Regions from separate parts of the Homo sapiens genome. Here region 1 is linked to region 2. Evidence: chromatin loops called from intact Hi-C (ENCODE). Cell type or tissue: heart left ventricle. All regions are shown on one strand. Region 1 overlaps PDE1C (phosphodiesterase 1C). Region 2 overlaps PDE1C (phosphodiesterase 1C).

Evidence for each region. A loop is a pair of places that touch in the nucleus more often than their neighbours do. Peaks named below come from ENCODE experiments on the same cell type or tissue, not always from the same donor. Only the 100,000 strongest peaks of a DNase experiment are listed, where the experiment ranks them.
Region 1: a loop joins it to region 2, with 1.9 times the contacts of the local background. A loop is called at or near these places in 2 of 110 quality-filtered maps.

Annotation. Positions count from the first base shown.
Region 1 is chr7:31,981,913-31,989,912 of GRCh38, forward strand. All of the region lies in intron 2 of PDE1C (phosphodiesterase 1C), which reads right to left. Among named protein-coding and RNA genes, the nearest start is that of PDE1C, 84 kb to the right of the region's middle. In heart left ventricle, no CTCF peak of the experiment used is centred here; no DNase peak of the experiment used is centred here; H3K27ac peaks cover 1,112 bases.
Region 2 is chr7:32,058,293-32,066,292 of GRCh38, forward strand. All of the region lies in intron 1 of PDE1C (phosphodiesterase 1C), which reads right to left. Among named protein-coding and RNA genes, the nearest start is that of PDE1C, 8.1 kb to the right of the region's middle. In heart left ventricle, a CTCF peak has its summit at 4,056 (motif pointing left); a DNase peak (open chromatin) is centred at 4,079; H3K4me3 peaks cover 3,193 bases; H3K27ac peaks cover 2,475 bases.

The DNA of each region.
Region 1 (8,000 bases), 76 kb before region 2:
GGTTTACATGTGAGACTTTGTTCTAGGTGCTGTATGCCAACACTATTCCCAAATATATATTTTTTCAGTGCCTTCAAAAGAGGCTGTTATGCTACCTTAGATAACCCCCCTTCTAATCTGCATGATGCAATTCACTGCTATCTGCATGATATTCCACTTGAAGTGCACAGTAGAGCACTGTGCTTTCCATCAGCAAATATCTAGAGTTATGTGGGCATGAAATGTCTCCTCCAAGGAGTCAACAGCGACCCAGGAATCGTTCTCAACTGCACCCCTGAGCTGGCAGCCATCCAGTCGAGGTTCCCTAGACAGGCAGTGTTGTCACTGATGTTACACCAAGGGGCCTGTGTTTCAGATGTTTCTCTTTCTCAACAAGCACATCGGTGTGAACTCGAAAGAATGAAAAATAGTTCCATGTGATATTCATCCAGTTGTTTTGTTCTGTAAGTAGCAATGGTTAAGTTACAAACCATGAATTTAATGCCAAACTCCTGTGCTCAGGTAGGCATGACAGTAAACTCTCAATAGCCTATAAAAAGGAAGATGAAAGGATAAAGGTAAATCCAATTTACACAAGAATCAATACTGTCATCAACAACACTAATAGGGAAGGTTCTATGATTTTTTTAATTTCCTCTTTTTTTTTAGCATAAAAACAGAAGTTAATGGGTCCCTCTCAGTTTGGGAAAATCTGAGTGACAAGCCAAAACCAATAGGTTTTGAAAGGGGCCTGTGAATAAAACGCAAAAAGTGCCTAATTGGAGTCAAGAACCAACTCACTATAACAATTGTAGAATCTAGATGGCAAGTGTAGGTGTTCATTATACTAATCTTTTGAACTTGCCCACATGTTTGAAAAAAAATCAAAATCAAAAGTTGGAAATAAAAAAGTAAAATAGAAAAAGAAACAATTCATAAGATATTGTTGAACCCCATGGGCTTTGAGAAATTTGCATAAACTTGAGGCATATTCAGGCTGACCAGTTAGCTCCTCTCTCCATATACAGCTCCATGCCAAAAAAATTATATAAAATCTACTATCTGAGAAAATGGGAATCCACATTGCTTCATAGCTCTTCTGAATGAACAAAATGCAACTGGTACAGACTTAAAATCGTTAGGGAAATTTCCTTTTGCAGATCATGTCATACTGACATGTACTAGAATAGCAATTAAAATATTCTAAACCCATCCCCCTCTCCATGTAACTATCCTTGTCATACTCTCTTGAAGTCAGAGTACAAATTGCTCCAGGGCTAAGTGATGACAGAAACATCTCCCAATTACTCCTGGTTACACAGACTCAAAGATGGGAACAATGAAGTTCTAATGCCTACACACTCCTTAGTGAACTCAAATTTCCTAAGACAATGAATGATCAAAGTAGAGTCTTATGAAAGCTTCTACATAAAAGACAGGAAATGAGACCCAAATCAGGAGAGTTGGGGAAGCTCAGGAGGAGGGAGATACATATCCAGCCCTCATTTAAGATCAATTCATGGATGACTCCCTAAAACACCACAGAAAATCTGACACAATAGCAAATGCACTGAATGATGCATGCCATTCACTATCACAACTGAGAACTCCAAACATTTCGTTGATATTAGAAAGTGAAACAAATGTTCCTGCAAAAGTCAAATGAGAATCAAAAGCACCATGTTTGCACTGCAGCCTGGGTGACAGAGCAAGACCCTGCCTCTAAAAAAAATAATAATTTTTTTTAAAAAATCACCATGGTTTACAGGGAAGGATACTGCCGTGGCTGCACAGACCTTTAGTGTCTCAAAGCATTGTGCAAATACCTGTGTATTTCTTTCATGCAACATGAGCATTAACTTGCAAATTTTAAAACCCTCTGATTTATCATTCCACCACTTCACTTATTTGTAAAACCAACTAAAAAAGTATTAAGAATTTCAAGACGGCAACATGAGAGCATCAGATCACATGCAGGGGCTCTTCTGAGCTCGGGCTGTTGAATCCAGGCCTGACCATATGAACTGGCAGAGTGAAGGAGAGATGTGGGGTGGAGTAGGTCAAAGATGCTGCAGGCTGCCCAAATGAAGGAATGTGGGAGGAGAAAGGGAGCAAAAGGGCTGGAAAATAAAGGGGTGTGAGGCACGTTCAAAAGAGCAGGAGGAGGAAGAGTACCTGAAGGCGGTATGATAGAGGTGGAGAGGAAAGGGCTAGATCAGGGGTCCGCAAACCCAAGGCCACAGACTGGTAGCAGTCAATGGCCTGTTAGGAACCAGACAGCAGGAGGTGAGCAGCTGGCAAGCGAGCAAGACAGCCTGTGCTCTGGCTCCTGTCAGATCAACTGAGGCATTAGATTCTCATAGTAGCACGAACCCTACTGTGAATTGTGCACATGAGGGATCTAGATTGCACACTCCTTATGAGATTCTAATGCCTGATGATCTGAGGTAGGACAGTTTCATCCTAAAACCATCCCCCTGCCATCCGTGGCAAAATTGTCTTCCACAAAATGGGTCCCTGGTGCCAAAAAGTTGGAGACTGCTGGGCTAGATCATCTGGATGCAGTTCACCACCCACAGTGCCTCAAAGTCGCTCCTTGTTTTCTCTTTCCCTGGGATCCTCTCACCACACGCCCAACAAAGGTATCACTCTTTCATGCTTGAAGGGCCATGGTCCCCTTTTTATGTTTTTTGAACAAGGAGACCCAAATTTTCACTGCGTGCACACTGGGCTCTGCAAATTACATAAGTGGTTTTGCCTAGAAGATTTAGAAGATCACCAGTCTAGATAGAGAATTCTAGAAAATAATTCCTGAGGAAGGTCCCCTTTGATGGAGTAATCTTTTAAAAATTTATTCTGTTTGCAGATTGTCTGTTACCTCAGTTAACAAAAACATTGACTGTTAAATTAAATGTTGACACAAATGATCTTGCCATGTGGAACCATAACCTCCTTTTCCTCTGTAAGAATTCCAGCAAACTAACAAATTGGAATCTGAAAGCCCCAGGTTGGAAATCTAGGAAGATGACAGAAAACATCGTCCTTCAGAGTAGCAATTCCTGAAACCTCCTACCCTAGGTCCATGCCTTAGCTACTCTGAAGGAAACACGACCTTTCCTCAAAGTAAAAGAGAGCAAAATGTAAGGAAATAATTATAAAAATTGACGCCTAAAGAACAAACCCTGGGAATCTGCTATCCAGACACCATCAAGCCATGAGTGAGTGCATACCATGAAAGGTTTATCAGCGCACGGACAAGGGCCAAGAGTAGACTAGTAAGCAGTACCATAGCAGTCATGAAATAAGACCAGATCATCATAGGGAAGGCATGGAGTTTTCTTACAATTCTTTGCTCAGAGCTCTATAAAAGCACTAAAGGGGTCTACATTTTTTTAAATAGTAGGGCTATTTATATAATCTGTTAAATTATATTTATGATTGGCCCCCAAAAAGTGGCTTTCCAGGAACCTTGAGAAATCTTTTTATCTCCAAGAAAAAAGAGAATTGAACTTTAATACGTTTTTTATTATTTATTTATTTTGTTATTATACTTTAAGTTCTAGGGAACATGTGCACAACATGCAGGTTTGATACATAGCTATACATGTGCCATGTTGGTTTCCTGCACCCATCAACTCGTCATTTACATTAGGTATTTCTCCTAATGCTATCCCTCCCCCAACCCCCAGCCCCCGACAGGTCCCAGTGTGTGATGTTCCCCGCCCTGTGTCTAAGTGTTCTTATTGTTCAGTTCCCACCTATGAGTGAGAACATGTGGTGGTTGGTTTTCTGTCCTTGTGATAGTTTGCCGAGAATGATGGTTTCCAGCTTCATCTATGTCCCTGCAAAGGACATGAATTCATCTTTTTTATGGCTGCATAGTATTCCATGGTGTATGTGTGTCACATTTTCTTAATCCAGTCTATCATTGATGGACATTTGGGTTGGTTCCAAGTCTTTGCTATTGTGAATAGTGCCACAATAATGTTTTTTAAAAGTGAAATCAGTTTCCTGCTCTGCCCCTTCCCCTAGCACCTTGCTCCTCATTTGCATAACAGGTAGAATGACATTGGCCAACTCCCCTCACAGTTAGGGTGAAGTGGATTGACTAGTATACCACCAAAATTCACATCTACCTGGAAAACTTAAGAGTGATTGAATTATTTTCTCAGGACTGCCATAACAAATTAACACAAATTTAGTGGTTTACAACAACAGAAATTTATTCTTGCACAGTTCTGGGAACTAGACGTCCAAAATCAAGGTGTTTATGGGACACCTTCTCTGAAGGCTGTTGAGAAGAATCCTTCCTTGCCTCCTCCTAGCTTCTGGTGGTTTCTGACAATTCTTCATGTTCCATGCCTTGTAGCTGTCTGACTCCAATTTCTTCCTCCTACTTCACATGGCTTTCTTCTCCCTATGGCCTCTTCCGATCTTGTAAAGACACCAGTCATTGGATTTGGGACCCACTCTAATCCAGGATGACCTCATGTTGACTAGTTATATCTGCAAAGACTGTATTCCCAAATAAAGTCACATTCTGAGGTTCTGGGTTGATATGAATTTTGGTGGGGACATTTTTTTAACCCAGTACAGTGACCTTATTTGGAAGCTGGATTTTTGCATATATAATTAATTAAGGATCCAGATGAGCTCATATTGGATTAGGATGCCCTAAATCCAATAACTGATATCCTAATAAGAAGTGGGGAGGGCACAGAGAGAAGGCCATGTGAAGCAGGAGGAAGAGACCTGAGTGATGAGACCAGAAGCCAAGGAATATCAAGATTGCCAGGAGCCACCAGATGCTGGGAAGAGGCAAGGAAGGTTCTTCCCCAGGGTCGATGGAAGGAGCATGGTCCCACTAACCCCCTTGATTTTGGACTTCTGGCCTCCAGAACTGTGAGGGAAAAAATTTGTTTTAAGCCACCTGGTTTGTGATAATTTGCTGCAACAACATTAGGAAACTAACCAGGAGAGGGGAAGGTTTTTAGCTGAAAATAGTCTATAACACTTATAGAGTTTTCATTGAACACGAACACACACACACACACACACACACACATACACACACAAAACTAGGAAGAAACGCTTCTGTTTTAAGACAAACTCCAAACATATGGTCAATGCTGATTAAATTAAATGAGCATGAGTCAGAACTACTTGAATTCTATTGAATCTATGCCTTTAGTCAGCTGTGTGGAAGAAAACATGTTTGCATGGACTAGGATTAACCTACTAGATATTTCCTTTATTTATTCATTGCTGTATTTGTTTATTTAGTGGAGCGGTGTTTTTAAAAAAGAAGGCTCTTTACATTGTTTATTCAGGAAATCTTTGCTAAAGAAACAACCAGCTCTCGACAAACAAACGATTCTTGAGGAAATTAAGAAATGTAAACAGAGAGATGCAAATGTGATGTGCAATTTAAAGGATTTACTCCCAGCAGTGCTTAGGAATCAGGACAGGATGAGGGCCCACCCAGCTGAGCTCATCATCCTGCCTCAGCCTCCATTTTCCAGAAAGTCTGGTCACCTCAGGAGCAGTGGAGACCCAGAACTTCTAAAATGGCTTATAAAGGAAACCACCCACAAGCCTAAAGAGAAAAGAATGAACTTAGAAAGTAAGAAAAAGTCTCCAGCTGCAGTCTCCTCACAGAGCTTTGTTCTCTGAGTCCTAGCTCTGAAAAGCACCCAGGTGAAATGAAAGGCCAGGGTCTTGGATAATAAAATATCCCCTTCCCTAATAAAACCAACTTATTTAGCATCACTATGTGTTTTTTGTTTTTCTTAGAGAACAGTGTTATATCGTTAGAAGCACACAAAGTAGGACTTAAAAGAAGTTATTTCTGGTACTGTCAGTAATAAAATCCCTCTGAATGATATCCAATACAGAGCTGTCTTTTGCTGAATTCTCTGGTGCGGAAAACTGTAATGAACTTTCAGTATAAGGCTGGAATTGGTAGAAAGTGCTATGTGTCTGTGTTGGTTATTCTCAGCTACCCTGGATCTGTTCTCCACCCTTCTCTGTGCCTGGGGGTGACTGTGGATGGGCCATCGCTGGCTCTCTGGCCCTCTGGCTTCCTGTTGAGTTTCTGTTGGAGGCATCAGCAGATCAGAAAGTAGAAAGGGAAGGAAGTTAGGGTAGATGAGGCACTTGTGGACCATAGGAAGCTCACACTGGGGCTGACAGTGACAGGTGGGATGGCTTGTCTCATAAGCAATATCTTGCCTCCAGCCCTGCCCGTCCCACTGTGGCTTCACCCTCTGCCCTGCTGGGTCAGGCCCCCCAGTGGTGGCAACAACCCCCTGCTGTTGCCAGTCTCTGGGGGCCTTACAAGGCTTTGGATTCTGTCCACTCTGCCCAGACGCCTACAGTAAAGAGCACCTTCATCAATAGCCCTAAGTTAAACCCTTGGGCCTGCCTTGGTTTCCAGCCAGAGCCATGACCAAAGGTAATAATGCCAACATGTATAAGTCACTTTTAAAGGTTTCTATGTTATTTACAAATCCTAACCACTCAAAAGATGACTTTACCTTACCTGCCTCCTCTATTCCACCTTTACCTGTTGAAATTCTGCCTTATCCTTCAAGAATCATCTTTAACATATTTTTAACTGCATATAGTTTCTCAAACATTTGGGCCTCTATAATTTTTTTTAATTTGATTATTTTGGACCTTACTGCCTGGTGTAGTGGCATGTGCCTGTAGTCCAGCTACTTGGGAGACTGAAGCAAGAGAATCAGGCTTGAGCCCAGGAGTTCCAGTTCAGCCTGGGGACAACAGAGTGAGACCCTGTCTCTTATAAAAACAAATAAATACAGGCTTGGCACAGTGGCTTACGCCTGTAATCCCAGCACTTGGGGAGGGTGAGACGGGCGGATCATGAGGTCAGGAGATTGAGACCATCCTGGCGCACATGGTGAAACCCTGTCTCTACTAAAAATACAAAAATTAGCTGGGCGTAGTGGCACATGCCTGTAATCCCAGCTACTCGGGAGGCTGAGGCAGGAGAATCACTTGAACCCAGGAAGCAGAGGTTGTGGTGAGCTAAGATTAAACCATTGCACTCCAGCCTGGGCAACAAGAGTGAAACTTCTTCTCAAAAAAAAAAAAAAAAAAAAAAAGAGAGAGAGAGAAAGAGAGAAAGGAAAGAAAGAGAAAAAATAGAGAAGAAAGAAAGAGAGAGAGAAAGAAACAAAGAAAGAAAGAAAGAGAAAGAGAAAGAAAGAGGAAAAGAAAAGAAAGAAGACAAACACAAATAAATAATACAAAATAATAATGATATTTTGGACTTTACTTATATTTCCCTCACTTTGCTTTATTTTCATTTGTGTTAAGGTCATATCCTCCTTCTCTGGCTAAAGTCTCCTTAAGATCAATGACAGAATGGCTCTAATTTCTGTATCTCCTCCCAGCCCAGTAAGTAGTTCAGTCCCAGTATACATACTCAGTAAATGTCTGCTGTTACTGCCAGCTACTTGTTTTCAATGATTTTTCCACCATCAAACCCAGAACATTTCCATAAATATGCATATCAGGTTTTATACATTACATACATACATGATATATTATATATCTACATACACACCCTAACCTGAAACTTTTATCTAATTTTTCTTCTTCCATTTGGCGTATATATATGCACAACAATGAGGTTTTTGCCTTCAGTCAAGTGGTTTCTCAAACACTTTCTACATTCTTACACTTGGGTGTCTCTGCTAACCCAGAAAGAATTCAGTGTCTTCCTTGTTCTCTTTTCCCTTTTATGAGACCCCATAACGTCACTCATTAGAGCTATAGTTAGCCTCCGATTGGTTAACTGTCTTTTGCTCTCCCTGGCTACGATAACTGCGGTGACTAGCTGTGTCTATGTCTCAGCTTTCTCCTGGGCAGGCACTTTATCTTGCCTGTGTTGTCATTTACTACTTACACAATCATAAGCAAGTTACCTATCTTATCCAAAACTCACATTTCATCCCTCAACTAGAAAAACAAGGGAATAACTTAGCCATTCACCA
Region 2 (8,000 bases):
CTCAGCCCTCAGTTCTCTCAAGGGATAGGACATTGAAAGACAGGCTCAGATAAAAACAAAATGCACAGCAAGGCTCGTGTAGTTAACTACAGGTTCTCATGAGTACAGATCACATGTGTTTCACTCATGGGAAAGTGGACTGAGATAAAATGTCACAAATAACCATGAAATGAGTGAGGATCTGAACGATCATCTGATCCTCTGGTTTTGTTTTTCACTGGCATGCAGGGTACAGGTTGGAAAGAATTGGATATCTCTAGAAACTTCTAATGGATCTCTTACATCATTTGTATGAATTAATCTACGCGCTACTGAGAATGGAAAGTCTTTGTACATTTCTTCTCATTCCTATCAGTGATTTCATTTCCATGATGCATGTATTAAAAACTAACTTTGCAAAGCTATCCATTGCTTCCTGGCCTTTCCCATATTTTGAACAAGTAAATGCTAATGAGAAAAATATATACATAAACTGGTGGTCTCTTGACACCTTCCACAAGAATATTTAAGGGTGAGAAAGGAGATAATAGAGTAAGAGAATCTCCTGTCTTACTAGCTCGAATATTTAACTGATGAGCTACAAAATGAAATTCCATGTGCACAATGATTTCATTTTCCTGCCTGGCCAAAAGTCCAAAGCAAGACAACAACAACAACAAAAGATTATAAAATGGAAAAAAAAAAAACCTCATTTTTACCTTGAACAGCCCAATCATTAGGAAAGAAAAACTAACAAAAACAAAAATTCTAGGGAATTTATTAGCTAGGTTTTCTAGTAGAGAAAATTGTTCTACAGACTCATACTGTCATTGAATTATCTTAGAAAAGGAAGATCATATTCAGAGATAGCCAGCTCCCAAACATAGAGGACTCCAGTATGTTTAGCCAAAAGTGATGGATCAAATTCACATGAAGGAAGCCTTTGACAGTGTGGTTTGGGGGTGGGGATGGTGACCCTAAAGAATGGGAGAATGCAAATCTGAAGCAGAGATGTAAATAAGACAGTCAATTTTTTACTCTTTCTTAGGAGCAAGTGCATTTCTATCTAGTGCTGGCCAGGCAGTGGAAAGTAGAGAAACCTAGGAGAAGGTAACAAACTCCAAACTAAACAACCCCACAGGAAGCCCCACCTGGGGCTACACCAACTCACATGGCAGACCCAGGCTGCCCCAGTGCTCCTGTCCTCCCAAAGCAAGCCCCACTCTTCACTGATCTCCCTCCGCATCCCCTCGGCTGCCTGCAGACAGCTGGCCAGAAACAGAAATCAAATCTGCTGCTCATGCCTGCTTCTCTCATGAGCCTGGATTAAAAATTCCAGCACTTGGACTCCTATTTAAGAAGCCCTAAATGGGACCCCTCCCCAAAGAAAGCTGAACTCTTCCTTTGGAAGGCAAGATTTTTTTTTTAGCAAACCAAACACAATTTCCTTTCCTTCTAGCTAAAAGCCTTTTGCTCAAAGCTGGGCAATGAGCTAATCAGTGGCACCAAGGAAAAAACAGGGAAAGGTTTTGAGAGAAAGAAAATAGAAAGCAAATGTCATGCTTGTGGAAGCCCAAGTAGTACGTTTTTTGCATAACTGATTTAGTCCTCTATTCACGTATTTACAACCACTTGCTGTGTTATAAGTACTGCAAAACTGTGTGGGTGGGAATGGAAGCAATTTTTACGACCTTCTTCCTGGGAGCCCGTCTCCTGCTTAAATAAACATCAGTAAGAAAAGCTAAAAGCAAAACTATCTCTTAATATCTGTGACGGCACTGCCAAAGTAGATATAAATCCAAAGGATTAAGACAAAATCTCACTCTTCACAGATCTATCCCTGTAATTAGGGGAGGAGTAGGGTTTTTTCTAATTGAATTATTCACAGAGCTGTTTCAATTCTCTACTTTGTTTTTCCCCTTGTAGATTTAGCCAGAACAAAAACTGTAATCTTCTGCTGAATTTCACTTCAATGTCAGTCTAATTTTTCTAAGTCTTGCCTACCCACTCCTGCAGTGTTCCTTCCCTCTCCCCACTCTGTGCCCTTCCTCCCAACTCTTATCAAAACTGACTCCTGGCAGAAAGCAGCTGCTGGTCATTTACAATTCCAGGTGAATTTGAATCAGTGCCATGGCTCCTTGGGAGCATGAGTCCTTCCTATTTCATCCAAAATCCTATCTTGTAGTAGCATCATCTATGTAAGCCTCCCTAAACACACGCTCTATAAATCTCAACAATTTAAATATGGCAAAATGAGCCCATTGTCCAAAATACAGGGAAAAAAAGCGCCAACTAGCAGATGCATTTCTTGGGACCATTTTGAGCTCTTCTGTCAACTGAAATCAGATGAGCATTGGAAGCAAATTTTCCTGAGCTATAGTAGTTACCTTCACTGAAACTATGCCAAATCTCCCAGAAATTGGTGCTTTGAACGATTCTTTCATTTTTTTTTTAACAATGACTAATTTCAGTCAGTGATTTTATAGTCAGAATGGCAGTTCTGAAACAACATTTATGAGGCTTGATTTATGATAATTAATCCTTCTATTTCACTAATGAGCTAGGAAAGGCCTTATTTATGAAAGTGTTTAAATTCCTCACAGTTAGCAGACACGGTTTCCAGTGACACCCACATGGAATGGTATACTAAATGCAATAAACTTTTGTGGGTCATCCTTAGACAAAAGTCAGAGAGACAAATGAAAACAAGTGGCAGGATGTCAGTCGGAATTTGAACTACTCCTAAAACATCTGGAAGGAGCTTTCAAAGATTAATCTTTCACTTCCATATTTACTAGATGTATCTCTAGAGTGTAGGAAAAGTCTTGGTTATTTAAGCATTTTCTTTGGTTGGAATCTGGATAAACAACAGTTTAATGGTCTTTGGATATCCAATTGTGACTTTCAGACAAAATGCTCCATGCACTCTCATACTGATTGTCTAAATTATTGCTCTTCTGGTGGCCTTAAGGGAAAGGAAAGCTGTATTTTGGCAGAATATTGAATACCGGGTCCTTGCAATGGGTCCTTGGATTTGGGTAGAAATAGAAGGAAGGCCTTAAAGAGCAGAGAAAGGGCATGAATGGGCAGAGGTGGTACAGTGAGTGAGCGCTGTGGCCAGAACTGTGGACTGCTCCAGGAGACAAGGCCCAGCCATATCCATGGAGGCACCTCTGGAGCAGGCACAGGAGGCCAAGCCCCCTCAATGGAGCCTAAACTGCAGAAAGGCCTCTTGCCAGAGCCAGAGAGCCTCCACGCAGCCAAGCTTCACTTGGCCCTTCTGCAGTGGGCTAGGCTCCAGGCTTCAGGTCTCAGCCCCATGGCATGTGCCCTCTACCTCCCAGAAGGTCCGTGATGAGGGCTCATCCCATTTGGCTCCCTGGGTCATGGCCTCTTTCTGCCCTTGGAATACTGGGAATGACCATACTGGTTTCTGTCTCTGTTCCAAACCTATGTTTTGATGGGCATGATACCAAGTAGTCAATATAAGTTTCAAGTAAAGTTATGATTATTAGCTGGCCTAAGTAAATGCCAATATTTTGAACAAGTAAATGCCAATGAGAAAATATACATAAATTTTTGGTCTTCTGAAACCTTCCTTCAGACTATTTAGGGGTCACACTAAACTGTATTCTCTACTTACAAAATTTATAGATATATTAATTTGGCATCATTCAGATATACACAGAATTTTCCTGCTTACTTTGCTGGGCTGTAGATTATATCTCCAGACCTGTTTAATCTCCAGACTCACTTATCCAACTGCTCTTGCCTTCCCCATATCTCCCCTCATAGTCAGTATGTCCCACACTGAACTCATCCCATACTGAACTCTCTATCCCCCATTCATTCTGTTCCCACTCACGACAAGACCTGCAAACATGTTCCTCCCTTAGTGATCCTAATCTAAGAAAAAAGAACCTGGGGATTCAAGCCAAAACCCTGCGAGTTGACCTTAATTCCACTTTCTTCCTCATCCCCCATATCCAAGTCCTGTTGGATCTACCTCCTAAAAAGTTCTCACATCCATGCCTACTGATAATGGCTTCCCCTTGCTGAGGCCCCCTGGTGGATGAAGTCGGACCTGGCTCCTCTCCAGCTGTGTCTGGAGCCTTCGCCTCCTTCCAGTCTGCGCTGCAGCCACTTGGCCTTCTTTCATTTTCTCAGAGGGGCCATGCTCCTTCTTGTCTTTAGATCTTTACAGGTATAAACATCCCAGGCCTTAAATGCCTAGAATACGCTTCCCTAACTCTACTTAACTACAATTTACATAATCTTCATGTCTCAGCATGCGTCTCTTTTCCTCAGAGAAGCCTTCTCTGAATCCCGGACCAGGTTTGGGTCCTCTCTTCTATGTTTTCACAGCTCCCTGTGCTGGACTTCTTGCAGCACTCGTCACAGCAGGTAGTAATTTATGGAAGTATTGTTTAATATATTCCTCTACTGTAGGCTGAACATCCCCCGAGGGAGGGAGCCTTTGTCTTGTTTCCCACTAATTCCCTGGTGCTTAGCACAGCACCAGGCACATAGTAAGTGCCACAGAAATATTTGGTAAGTGAATGAATGACTGAATTTTCTGCATACAGATGTGTATTCCTTCAACTATATGAACAAAACTCATTACCTAAAATGATCAATTTTTATATCTTCTGGATGGAATGATTCTCTTTAGTTTTTTCATAATCTCACAAGCTAGGAACATCTAGCTTTGTCTTACGGTCATTAAGACTCATTTATTTTGTTTAATAACAGCTGTCAAGAGGACTCTGTATAAACAGTACAATAAAAGCCTGAAGAATACCAACACTTTACACGAATTCAGTATACTTCCTCCAGAAATAGAGTGTTGCATTTGTTGTAGAATTCATTTTTATTGCTAGTGGGAAACTCCGATGATGGTCATTCTCAAAGCTGTCCCAGTCTATTGTAATGTGCCTTATATTTGTTAAGTTGGTGCAAAAGTAATGCGGTTTTTGCCGCTAAAACTAACAGCAAAAACTGCAATTACTTTTGCATTAACCTAATAACAATTATTTCTTTTAGTTGTTTCTCAAAAATCCAGGAGATAGGTCCTATAAACACTTTTCTTCCATGTGGGGAAATGGAAACCAAGGAAAGTAGTCTTCCATGAGCCAAAGAAAATTAAAGATTGAAAACTAGAGATGGTAATGCAGAAACCTCTCTGCTGAGGGCTGCTTCCCAACTGACAGAGGAATGCTGTAAAGCTCAGTCAAGATATTAAGCACTTTGCTGCTAAATATTGAGTTGTAATTAACTAATACACTAGCATAACCAAATTACAATAATCAAGTGATGATGTACTAGTAAGCTGCATGAGTATTCAAGTAAAGAAAATTTCACTGTAAATGTGAGAATCTACTTCTTTTGATATTCACATTTTTCCCCTTTAATATACATTAAGAATGTATTTCAGAGAGATTTAACTTGATCTTTATTAAGAAAAGAAAGACTCGAAAACAATCCTTCAAACACAAATGTCTCCCTTCTCTGAATCCTAGCATGTAGCGTCCACATCACTTAGTCAGCAATTAATTATTGCCCTCTTTTTTGTTGTTGATTTTTAACCTTTTCACATGTATAAGACGTATCTTGTTTCCCTCAATATATTCTAAGTTTCCTGATGGTAAGGATTTTCTTCTGATATTTTCGTATCCCTTCTGAAGCTCCTAGCACCTAGTACATAATGGAAACCCAATAAAAATATGCTGAACGATCTGGCAATTCCAATTGAATGGGAGAGTAAAAGGACCAGTTAATACATTAAATATGTAATCTGGGGGAAACAAACAACAATTTTTTAAAGTATTCTCCTGGAATTGCTTTTCTGGTAAGATTCAGGTCAATGCCCTCTTCCCTGGGTCATCTCCTTGCAAGGATTTAATAATAAGAACCAAGATTCTCAGACCCACCACTCCAGGCCAAAGGTCTCTCCATGGCTCCATATTGCCATCACCAATAGCTACTTGAACATTCCAGAGGCTACCAATTTAACATATCTATACCCAAGTTTATCATTCTGCTTTATCCTAGCCTGCTCTTATCTCCATAGTCCCTAACGAGGCAAATAACACCAAATTCACTGAGACATCTAAGCTGAAAGAACTCAGAAGACAACAGCTCCTCTTTCTCTACTCTAAATCTATGTTCTGTCAATTCTCATTTCAAACATGCCCCCTGTTCTTTCATCTTCAGCAGCGCTACCCCAAATCAGGCATCTTCCCCAACTGGTCTCCAGGCCTCGAGTCGCATCTCCAATCTGTCCTCCACCCTTTTTCCAGAATTACAATCCTAAAATTCAAATCTAATTTTGTTACTCTCCAGCTTAACATCTTTTAACAATTTCTTATAACTGAAAGGATAAAACACAAACTTCTAAAAATATTATGTATCATAAAATATATATATATTTCTCTAGAAGATATGAAAGAACACCTAGAACACAGCACTTTTTTGTTGTATAGTAAAATGTGTTCAATTACTCACCTCCTCAAACTATGAGCATACATAATTTTGAGTAAAACAAAAAGTAAAATTTTTAAATGTCATGTATCACTACCCAGCCTCTGCCTTCCTTTCCAGCATCACCTCTCATGACTACACTTCTATCTGTCCCTCAGTACTGCACTAGATGAGCTGCAAGAGGACACCACACATTAAGCTTTTAAGGAAAGTAAGGCTCTTGGGAATTGATTAGTAGGAGAAGGTAATCCTGTTACCCAGACCAATTCAGGGGCCAACTACTTCTGACGGAACGGCGGTGGGGGGGGGGGGGAGGAGCCGGGGGCCAGTGAGGGGGAGGTGGTGAGATTTATCTCCAATAGCTCCATGTTGCATGACAGCAAACAGACCCAACCATACTCTCTCCTTAGGGAATTCTCAATGAGTGGTGAACATAGAGAAGGTTCACTAGAACACAAGCCATATCTCAGTTAAGTGCAAGCAGCTTTGCCAGTAGTCCCTAAGAACATCTCAGAAATCTCAACTAGTTTATTTTGGGCTGCCCGGAAGACTCCTTGTTTTTCTCTCATCTTTGTAAAAGGTTTCTTTGCATTTTTGCAAAAGGCTGACATCAATGAAAAGAGTCTAAGCAAGTTTCTTCCTTATGACTCTAATGAGTCTCCTAGAATGAATACACAATTCACTGTAGTCTGTAACACCTTCTCTGGCCCTCCCAGGTAGACGTAGCTTCCTTCGCATCCCCCTGGAACTATATTCATCACCTCCAGGTACTCATATCAGTCTCTGCCACTAGCCTTCAAATTGCTGAAAGTTAAGTAAGTATCTTACCTACTTTTGCAAACCCAGGGCTTAGCAAACTGACTGGCACCTAATAGACACTCAGTAAATGTTAATTGAGTAATCCCATGTTGCCTGAACACTAATTATATCATTTAAAAGTTCGGTTATATAGAAAGAAAACACAGAGAGGGCTTAAATAAGAAATTTAAAACCAAAGGTCCAGGCTTTGTTGCCTATGGCTTTTCTCCTCATCTTTGCTGTGTAGGTTGGAAGAGTCACTTAACTTCTCTGTACATCAATAGGGTATTAGTTAAGACTGTTTCAGAGAAACCAAATTCAAAACATCCTAAGCAAAAACAGAGTCTAACTAGCTCATGTAGCTGGGACAGCTGACAGAACTGGAGACACATCTACAGGAACTGGGACCTCCAGGAGCTGACCCAGGGATTCCCACTCCGTGTTTTCTGCTTCCTTTTGAGCACTAGCCTCACTGCCTCCTATCATAAAAGGTCTTCTCTATGAGGTGGGAAATGGATCCAATGGCAGCCCCATGAAAGTCCAGAAGAAAAGCAAAGCCTCCCTTTCCCACAGCCAATACAGAAATGTCAATGAGGGACTCTAATGCTTCTGTTTGGGATCCATACCCTACTTGAAACCAACTTTTATTACCTGGAAGGTGAATTCTGTGATTGGCCAGTCCTGTAGTATGCTGGGGTGAGGAGTAGAGTCTGTTAGCATAGTAAGGTGGATGGGAAGCTTGC